Regions from separate parts of the Mus musculus genome. Here region 1 is linked to region 2. A link is a loop called in an ENCODE intact Hi-C map of the cell type or tissue named here. Cell type or tissue: heart. All regions are shown on one strand.

Region 1 (5,000 bases), 520 kb after region 2:
TAGATGATGGATAGTAGTGGATAGATTGATAGGTAGATAAATAGATGATAGATAGATAGATAGATAGATAGATAGATAGATAGATAGATAGATGATAGATAGATAGATAGATAGATAGATAGATAGATAGATGGCAGATGATAGACAATAGATAGATGATAGATGGGTAGATAGACTGAGAGATAGGTATATAGATAGACAGGCGATAGTTAGATGATAGGTAGATGGATAGATATATTGGTAGGTAGGTAGATAGTAGATAGATGATAGATAGATAGATAGATAGATAGATAGATAGATAGATAGATAGATAGATAATAGGTAGACAATAGATAGATGATGAATAGGTGGATAGATAGATAGATAGATAGATAGATAGATAGATAGATAGATAGATAGTAGGTAGATAGTAGATAATAGACAATGGCTAGATAATAGGTAGTTAGATGATATAAGTAGATGAAATAAATGATTTGGATAGATGTGTCATTTTTAAAAAATTATTTATGTGATGGTATTTTGCTCTGTGTGTTTCCTGGATCCATGGAGGCCAGACAAGGGCTTCAGATTTCTCAGAACTAGAGTTATAGACAATTGTGAGCCTCTATGTGGGAGCTAGGAACTGAATCCCGATTCTCTGAACAGTCAGAGACCAGGGATGTAAGTCAGAGGTAACACAGTTGCATAGTATGCATGGGGCCCTGATATGAACCCTAGACTACAGAGAACAGACATGCCCACAAGCCAATCTGCTGTAGTCAATTTGTCTATGGAGGCTCCCCCTTTCCAGGTGTGTCTGAGTTTGTGTCATGTTGACAAAAGCCCGCACAAACAGGAACTTTAGTTATCTACTTCTGGATAGCCTGCTTGCGATTTTTGGAGGGCACACTTAGATTATCTCTCAGATAGACTCTTGCCAAACCCATTCCCTAGGGTCCTTCTTGCTCCAACCTCACTCTTCTCAGGTGTGTCTAGGTTTGTGTCACATTGACAAAAATGAGGTCACCAAGAGAGCAGTTTGAGCACTTTCTAAAGCATACATTTGAGGTTTACAATGGTAAGAACTCAGGCCTGGGTGAGTTCCCTGGGTCCAATCCCATATACCACCACTTTCAAGCTCTATGACTTTGAAAACGCTACTTCTCACATGGGTAGAGTTCAGATCTTTACCGAGGGGATTAAGTTAAAATGCCCACAAGCCAACGTGAGGCAATTCCTCAACTGGGGCTCCCTCTTCTCAGGTGTGACTAGGTTTGTGTCACATTGACAAAAATGAGGTCACCAGTATAGATGGACCCTGACCCAAAATAACTGGTGTCATTGTAAGAGGGGTGTTAAGACACAGGCACAGGGTGATCATGGGAATGCATGTGCAGAACATGGTCCTCTGAAAGTGAAGGAGGCAGGACAGGTTCTAGAAGAGCCTGCCCCAGATGACACCCTGGTCAGAGGGGATGTATCTCGTTGTTTAAGCCACGCAGGCCTGAGGAATGTGGTTACTGGGGCTTTAACTGATACATGTATACTACTGCCTCAAGCTTAATCGTCTGCACTGAAAAAGTAGGAAATGATATCTACCTCCCAAAATTGCCAGGGAAATCTGTAACATATTGCCTGGCACGTGGAATGTCCTACGGAGGAGAATAACGGCAGTTAGCCCATGCTGAGGCATCCCTTCTTCCATGAGGGACCAGCCACAGGACAGTATAGTATAGAGTAGAATTTATTCAGGGCATGGGGAGGGGAGTTAAAAGGGTAGTAGAGGCAGAGAGAAAGTAGAGAGTGGAGAGCAAGAGGGCAAAGGGCAAGAGAGAAAGGAGGGGGCAAGCAGCCCCTTTTATAGTGGGTCAGCCGTACCTGGCTATTGCCAGGTAACTGTGGGGTGGAGCTTAGACAGGATGCTAATGAGGGTGGTGGGTAATTCCTGTTCTAAGTTCCTCACTGGCTCCCCACTACCCAGAAAAGAAAATCCAACCATGTTAGCATGGCTCCATGATCTAGTTCCACAGCTCTCCACTCCCCACTTGCAGACGCTGTAACCATTCTGAACAGCTTAGCTACAGCACCATGTTGTCTGGCTGCCCTGAACTTTGCATCCTTGTGGCTTTCCCCTCCTTTGCAATTCTGTTCAGACCAAATATTCAGTGCAGGTGTCTTCTCAAGAGGCCTTTCACTGCCTACTTCTGCCCCCTGCTGAAACAGGTGCCCACAGCACTCCATCTTACTTCGACTGGGTTACAATATCCCTGTGTAACGAGTGTTCCTGCCCTATCACTTTCCCGGTGGGTTCTGGGTTCCCTGAGAGTTCAAACCTGATTCATTAAGTCCCCAACATAGATCCTGGCATAGCCCATGAGCTAATCATGAACTATGATCTGTTGAATGAATGAGTGATTCCCTTCGTGGGCAAAGGGCCTTATGAATGCTCCTATGGTACACTCTGGAGCTCGACAACACATTCAGTGCACACGCAGGCCCCAGTATCAGCCAAGTCACATGCAAATAACTGCACGCATCAAAACAATAAGAATGTTGGTTTGTTTTTTAAAGTTATATTCAGCTGGAAAAACCTTGGTGTGCAAGCAATTTACCTGCATAAGCCTCAAAGGGTAACACTTTTTAGAAAAAGAAGATAGGATATGTTCTGAAAAACTAAGGAATTTATTTACAAGCATTCTCAGGGCATTTTTGGCCACCAAGCATCTCTCTCAAATAAAATGCCAAGAATGTTTCTGAGGGCAGCAAACACCTATCACTCACTTGGGGGGGCTCATCTCCGTGCTCCTGTCACCACAGGGGCTCCTCTGTGCTTTACAGTCCTGCTTTCTCTGCTGAGGGAACAGCAGCCCTGAGCAGGAGATCTCAGAGCTCAGTCTACACTACAGCCATTTTCCCACATAAAGGCTGGCCAGGCTCTCCTGGTCGAAGAGGGCATTGTGTTCCCCCAAACACTGGCATGGTGGGTCTCTGTGAACTCAGCACCAGGAGTTCTGGACTAGTGACTTCTACACTCTCAGATTCCATTTTGGCTTTAGCTACAAGAACCTGGAATCACGACAGTGCATTGATCTCTCTCTCTCATACACACACTTATCCTCAGAAGATACTTCCCCAGACCCCTTCAGCAGAGGTCGGACCGAGTTCTCTATGCTTGCACAGCTCTGTCTAATCTCTGTACTTGCACACCTATGTTGAACCTCTATGCTTACAAACCTATGTTTACTCTGTTTACACACCCATGTTTAATCTCTATGCTTATACACCTATGCCTAAAGAATAAGTTAGGCATAGGGAAATAGCAACAACAGCTACTCGTAATGAGGTAGACTAACAGGGGCCAGAGAGACTGTTCAGTGGTTAAGAGCCCATACTGTGTTTGCAGAAGACCTGAGTTCAGCTCCATTACCTATGTCAGGCAGCTCACATCTGCCTGTAAATCCAGCTCTGATGACTTAACACCCTCTTCTAACCTCTGTGGGCACCTGCACTCACACACACACACACACACACACACACACACACACACTCAAAAATAACTATTAAAAATAGAACAACTATACCAATCTATAGCAAGATACTAACAAACATCACTATTCCCATTCTTTGGAGCCAATATTAAATAAAAAAGGGGGTCACTTGAACACAAACACTGAGTTATAGATACCCAGCATGGGGGATTTTTTCACACCTTGGACGCACGGAGTAGAACAGACCAAGCAATCATACACTCATCAGGCTTATACACAGTTTAGAACATGGTTTTTCTTCACATTCGTGGACAATGGTTAGGGTCAGATGACTAGGACTGCAGAGGGGGAAGCTGTGTTGAGAAGGCATGGCTGTACACTGAACTGCTGACTGGTAACCTCACCGACTAACACTGCTGCCACCCCTCCTCCCTCTTGAACACAACATGAAATTGTCAGACTCCCTCAGGAACTTATCCTACTTTCAGAGAGCCTGAGAGTGGGCTCTGAAGAGGCCCTTGCTGCAGACCCTGGCCCTACTCATAACACCTGTGTCATCTCCCCGTGCCTCAGTCTCTTTATCTATGAAATGGAGACAGCCAAATGATTCAATGCATGTGAACAGAATGCAAGTTGTAAAGTTCACAACAGACTCTATTTTTAGGGGAGAAGATTTGTGCCTGGTACAATTGAGGTAAAACTTGTTCACTACCCCAGCAGCTACTAATCTTTTGAAAGCAACCTGAGAAGTTTAAAATATATGACATAATTAAGAAAATATATTTGTTCTTGCCATGTAAAGACTTATTTTTTAGTACTAGAATCATCTAAAACCATATAACGTGTGTACATACCACATGCATGTTTTACATACAAGCACACAGATACACATACAAGTTCATTAATACATACAAGCTATATCTGTCTTAGGAATAAAGTTGCATTAATATTCTACCTAAAAATGTGTTTCTTCTGTTTTAAACTGAGTGACTTGAAGCCAGGTATGGTACATCATGCCTTTTATCCCAGCACTCAGGAGGTTGGAGCAGTCAGATCAAAGCCAGTCTAGGCTACATGAATTCCAGGGCAGGCTACAGAGTGAAGCCCTGTCTCACAAAAACAGGTACCATAGTTTGATGCTGCAAATCCTGTTTACCAAACTACCGGCTCTTGCATTTTGCTAGGTTTAAGAATTCAAGTCTCCAAGGCAGAGAGCCATGCGCTAATGACCTTTGCTTCATAAGGAGTATCAGCAGTTTGTGCTGAGTAAGGACTCTGACATCAGATCATGTGGGTGAAATGCCATGGCTCCTGTAGCTGTTTCAAAGGTGACATTCTGCAACCATTTGCCTGACAACAACAACCAGAAGGTCAGAATAGTACGCAGAAAAATAAAAATGCCTCTTGTTCTTCAAGTGTGATACAAATTCCCTGTCCAAGGCAACACGTTGGGTGTGGGATCGCATACAGGAGAACGCTTGTGCAGGTGATGGGCACAGATACTCTGGAGAGCCACAGAACATGACATAAATA
Region 2 (5,000 bases):
CACGAATTCCCTAGGCATCCCAACAGCTTGCACAGCCCTCCCTCTGTTGGATGTTCCTCATGCTGCCTAGCTGGTTCATACACAGAGGCTGCAAGCTCACCCCGCTGCTGCAGGGAAGCAGCCCTGAAGATTCACAAGTATGTGGACAGAAGGAGTGTGGGAAGACCCCAAGCGATTTGCTCAACAAAGTGGCAGGTACAGAATTAACCAACACAAACCACTAGCCTTTCTATTATACACCAATGACAAGTGAATTCGGGGAAAATGAAAGAAATAGTTCCTTTCTTAACAGTCACAGATAGCACACCAACTGGGAAGAAATCTAAGTGTCTTAGGGTTTTACTGCTGTGAACAGACACCATGACCAAGGCAACTCTTATAAGAACAACATTTAATTGGGGCAGGCTTACAGGTTCAGAGGTTCAGTCTATTATCATCAAGGTGTGAGCATGGCAGCATCCAGGCAGGCATGGTGCAGGAGGAGCTGAGAGTTCTACACCTTCATCTGAAGGCTGCTAGGAGAAGACTGATTCCCATGAGGTTAGGAGGAGGATCTCAAAGCCCATCCCCCACAATGATACACTTCCTCCAACAAGTCCACACCTCCCAGTGGTGTCACTTCCTGGGCCAAGCACATTCAAACCACCACACCAAGGAAACAAAAGATGCCTGCAATGAAAACTTTAAAGTGCTCGATGAACACCTGGAGAGACGGCTCAGTGGTTGTTAAGAGCAGTTGTTGGTCTTGCAGAAGATCTGAATTCAGTCCCCAACATCTCACATGACACAACCATCTGTAACTACAATTCCAGGAGATCCAATGGCTTCTTCTGATCTCTGTAAGAATCAGTCACTCACACGGTACAGATACATACATGTAAGCAAACATTCACACCCACAAAATAATGATGAAAATCACAGCTGTTATGAGGGTAACCAACTGAGTTTTAAAGTTGGATACAAGGCCCACTTTGTAGGTGGGAGCTCGTGTCCAACAGTGTGGGCCTGGTCAAAGACCCATGGCTAGGGGAGCCATTGGCTCTAGGGATGAGCCTTCTAGGTTTATTTTGCTAAGCTTATTTGTTAAGCTGCATCTTAATAGTTATGCTTGCTCTGTAGTCTAGCAATATCCTCAAGTTTGTTCAAAGAAGTTTATCTTTGCAGGGAGCATTTGCTAATACAAACTCGCGGTTGGTGACAAGGTTGAGAACCAATCACTATACATGCTCAGCATTACACAAACCCCCCTTATTGTCTCCTCCACAGCTTGGAGAACATTGTGGAGGAAGCAGGAGAAAGAACTTAAGATCTGAGGGACATAAGGTGCTGTCATGAGGGCATGACATGGCTGCCACGCTCATGAACTCACAATGGCTAGAGCTGTCTGCACAAGTCTGAGCCCCCAAAACATTCAGCCATAGATGGGAAAGAGTTTCATAGGATCCCCTCCGCCCAGGGGGTGAATGGTGGTGGATGACTGCGGTGGGGGGCGGGGGGGGGGAAATAATTTTCTTCAGTGATGTAGCCACTTCTGCGTTATCCACAATTCAATGGACTCTCCACACTCTAGCCCAAGCTAATGGCGGTCACTAGAGCTGGTGGATCACAAAACAGAAACAAGAGGGATGGGGCTTGGTGGAATAGGAGGAGGGTAAGAAAGAGTGAAGGAATGAGTGTGAACAGAATGCATTATACACACGTATCAAATTGTCAAAGAATAGATTAGTAAAAATAAATTAGATCTCAGAGTCTCTCTCTCTCTCTCCCTCTCTCTCTCTCTCTCTCACACACACACACACACTTCTAGGAGGTGAATACACTTCAGTTTAAATGATAGAAACCTGGCTTTGACTTTTCTTCCTATAACTTTGGCTCCCAACCTTCTTGATGCTGCGACACTTTAATGACTTTAACGGAGCCCCTCATGTTGTGGTGACCCACAACCATACAATTATTTTAGTTGCTATTTCATAACTGTAATTTTTCTACTGTTATTAATTGTGATGCAAGTATTTTTGGAGATAAGAGGTTTGCCAAAGTGGTTGAGAACCGCTGCTTTAACTCAATATTGACTCTTCCCTGTTAAGAGAGACATCATGATGTTTATCGAAGACTCTAATGGAGTTTGGGTTGGGGGAGAGAATCTCGGTGATAATAAATTTTCATACAAATCAATTACTTTAATGCTATGAAATATTTAGTAACTCACGTCTGTCTGCCTAAAGCGGGGACAGTTAAATTATGACGAATGTGACATGTAATTCCTTGGGGACACCACTGGGTGGAGCCATTTCCACAGCAAAGATACAACAAAGATAAAATGGAAAATCGTGTTCAAGGCACAAAAGTAGCTTACTAATAAATTCTCTATGCTTCCGGTCATCTGGCCCACAAGTCTCCAAGCCGGCAATGAATGAATGAATCAATGAATGAATGAATCAATGAATGAATGAATCAATGAGTGAGTGAGTGGCTGAAAGAGGAAGCAATACAATGTAGCCAAAAGTTTAGCCAGTGGATCCTGTCTGTGGCTTTGGCTGTTTTTTGTTTTGTTTTTTGGTTTTGTTTTGTTTTGTTTTTTACACAGGGGCTGTAACAGCAGTCTAGTGGGCTGGCTGCATGGAGGGACGCAGCCCTCTGGGCCAGCTGATGTGATGAGGGAGCCAAGCTACTCCTCAGCAGGAAAAGGTCTTACACTTACATCTCAGAGCATGTCTTGGGCTGCCTAATGGAGCTGCTTCTCTTTTGTTCTTCCTTTTGCAGCTGTTTTCAAGCCTTGCATTTTAGGTGCGTGGGTGTTTGGTCTGACACATGTCTGTGCAGCATGTGCAGTGCCCGTGGAAGCTTGCAGAAGATGTTGAATTTCCTAGAACTGGAGTTATAGACACTTCGGAGCCACCTTAACAGTGCTGGGAGTCGAACTCCGGTCCTCTGGAGGAGCAGCCAGTCCTCTTACCCTCCAGGTACCTCTCGTAGGTTTTTTTTTTTTTTTTTTTTTTTTGACATATCAAATTTGACAAGTCAAATTTGTCTCCTGATTGAAAAGTTTTCACAGAGACATCATGGAGTTGGCTGGCTTACCCCAGAGTTTTCCACATTAAAATCATTTAACACAGAAACTATCAAAGATGACCAAATGAAAGGTGTCATTTATAATCCCAAGAGAGGGGTTCCCTTTGCTTAGAAGGCATTCTTTTTGGCTCTGAGAAAGGGCAGCTGAGGTCAGCTCAGGCTGCTGTACAGCCTGCTCCAGAGGCCCACACAGCCCACAGACAGAGGCCCACCCGGCCCACGGACAGAAACCCACTACCTCTGCTCATCAACTGCCACAGTGCTCTCTTTCTGATTATTTTCTTGGCTAAAAAACAGCACCAAAAGAGAGGTAATTAAAAAAAATTGACTTCTGGCAATGGTTTCCTATGCCAAGGGAAGCGAGAGAGCCCAATTTTATTGCCCCATGAGTCAGTTTTGTCTGTTACTGTAAAAAGATTGTTATGAAACTCATCAAATATTACTTCAGAGGAGAGCCAGTGTTTGTGATCTGTTCAGAAAACAAATTAATCAAGACACTTCCGGACGGGTCCTGGCTTCACTGGCTGAAGTGGTATTTACGTAGCCACCTTCCAGAACCTTCTCCCACACTTCCTTGGAAGGAAAGTTCAGGAAAACAGACTGTCTGGGACTAGAGTCAGTGCTGAATGACATGAAGAAAGCAGCCTGCCTTTCTCCAAGTTCAGCTTAGCTCAAGAGGGGACTGAGCAGCCAGATGAAGGTGCAGGCTGGGCACAGAGAACCCTGGTAGTCTGCAGGCCACACATAGATGACAGGGTCCCCAGAAGGCAAAGGCTTAGTACACAGCCCTAAGAATCAATGAAGAACCACATTTGCCAGCAAGTCCCAGAGGCCTGAGGCCTAGGAGGGGAGATAAAACCACCCTGAGCAGGATCTCTATACACCAGACAAACCGGGCCACTGTGGGTGGGGCTGTGCAGGTCATGACCCTCACTAGGTCAGGGTGAAAGTATATGCCTGACTTCAAGGACAACAAATAAAGAGAACTTTTCTATCCTTAAGTCTATATGTATCTGTGCTAGGGAGACAGCCCAGCTTGTGAAGTGTTTTCCTTGCAAGGACCTGAGTTTGAATCCTAGAACCTACACACACACACACACACACACACACAAAAGGTATGAGTTTGTGTGGACTTAGGAGGTGAGGCAGGTAGATCCCTGGGGCTCACTGGCCAGAAAGACTAGCATATATTGTAAGCTTCAGGCCAGTGAGAGAACTGATTCAAAATACACACAAACAGCAAAGTGGTTGAATCCCGAAAAATGGTACTAGAGGTTGGATTCCACGTGCACACACCCTAGCATGTGTATCTGAACACACGTGGGCCCACATAAACAGGTAGCCACACACACAACTGGAAAAAACAAAAACAAACCACCAACAAAAAACCCAAACCCAAACACCAAGAAACAAATCAAGCACATGAACCTGGTGCTTGGTAAAGGGCGTGTTCCTGAAAGCACACGTCTTAGAAGTGCACTGTGACTTAGGAAAGGAGAGGGAACTGACCCCAACCCTGTTCTATGCCGAGGACAAAAAAATTCTGCCCATAGTTGGCCTGTGCCCTCCGGCTGCTCATTCCTGTGCCGGCTGCTCCTGAGCGTCTGGTAGCCTCTCCATTGGCCTTGTCTTCAACAACCGTCTACCATCAAGTGAGCTAGTTCCTAGAAACAACTCTGTGTGTTTGTGTTCTACTGGTTGTTTCTCTGAAGGGCACGTAGCACCAACACCATGAGTCTTGGGAGCATTCTTTAAGATGATTCTTTTTAGAATTTATTCATCTCATTTCATGTGTGAGTGCTTCGCCAGCATGGATGTCAGTCTTCTGTGACCTTGGCGAAGCTAGCCACCTTTCCTAGCCATCAGTTTCATGATGGCAATAGCTCTAAAATTTTTTTTTTTAAGTAATTTCATCATAATTATTAAGG

What was found. Peaks named below come from ENCODE experiments on the same cell type or tissue, not always from the same donor. Only the 100,000 strongest peaks of a DNase experiment are listed, where the experiment ranks them.
Region 1: a loop joins it to region 2, with 6 times the contacts of the local background. A loop is called at or near these places in 4 of 42 quality-filtered maps.

What each region holds. Positions count from the first base shown.
Region 1 is chr13:59,950,190-59,955,189 of GRCm38, reverse strand. No RefSeq gene overlaps it. Among named protein-coding and RNA genes, the nearest start is that of Gm19866, 37 kb to the right of the region's middle. In heart, a CTCF peak has its summit at 2,195 (motif pointing left); no DNase peak of the experiment used is centred here.
Region 2 is chr13:60,465,678-60,470,677 of GRCm38, reverse strand. No RefSeq gene overlaps it. Among named protein-coding and RNA genes, the nearest start is that of Gm35333, 33 kb to the right of the region's middle. In heart, a CTCF peak has its summit at 2,277 (motif pointing right); a DNase peak (open chromatin) is centred at 2,597; H3K27ac peaks cover 1,333 bases.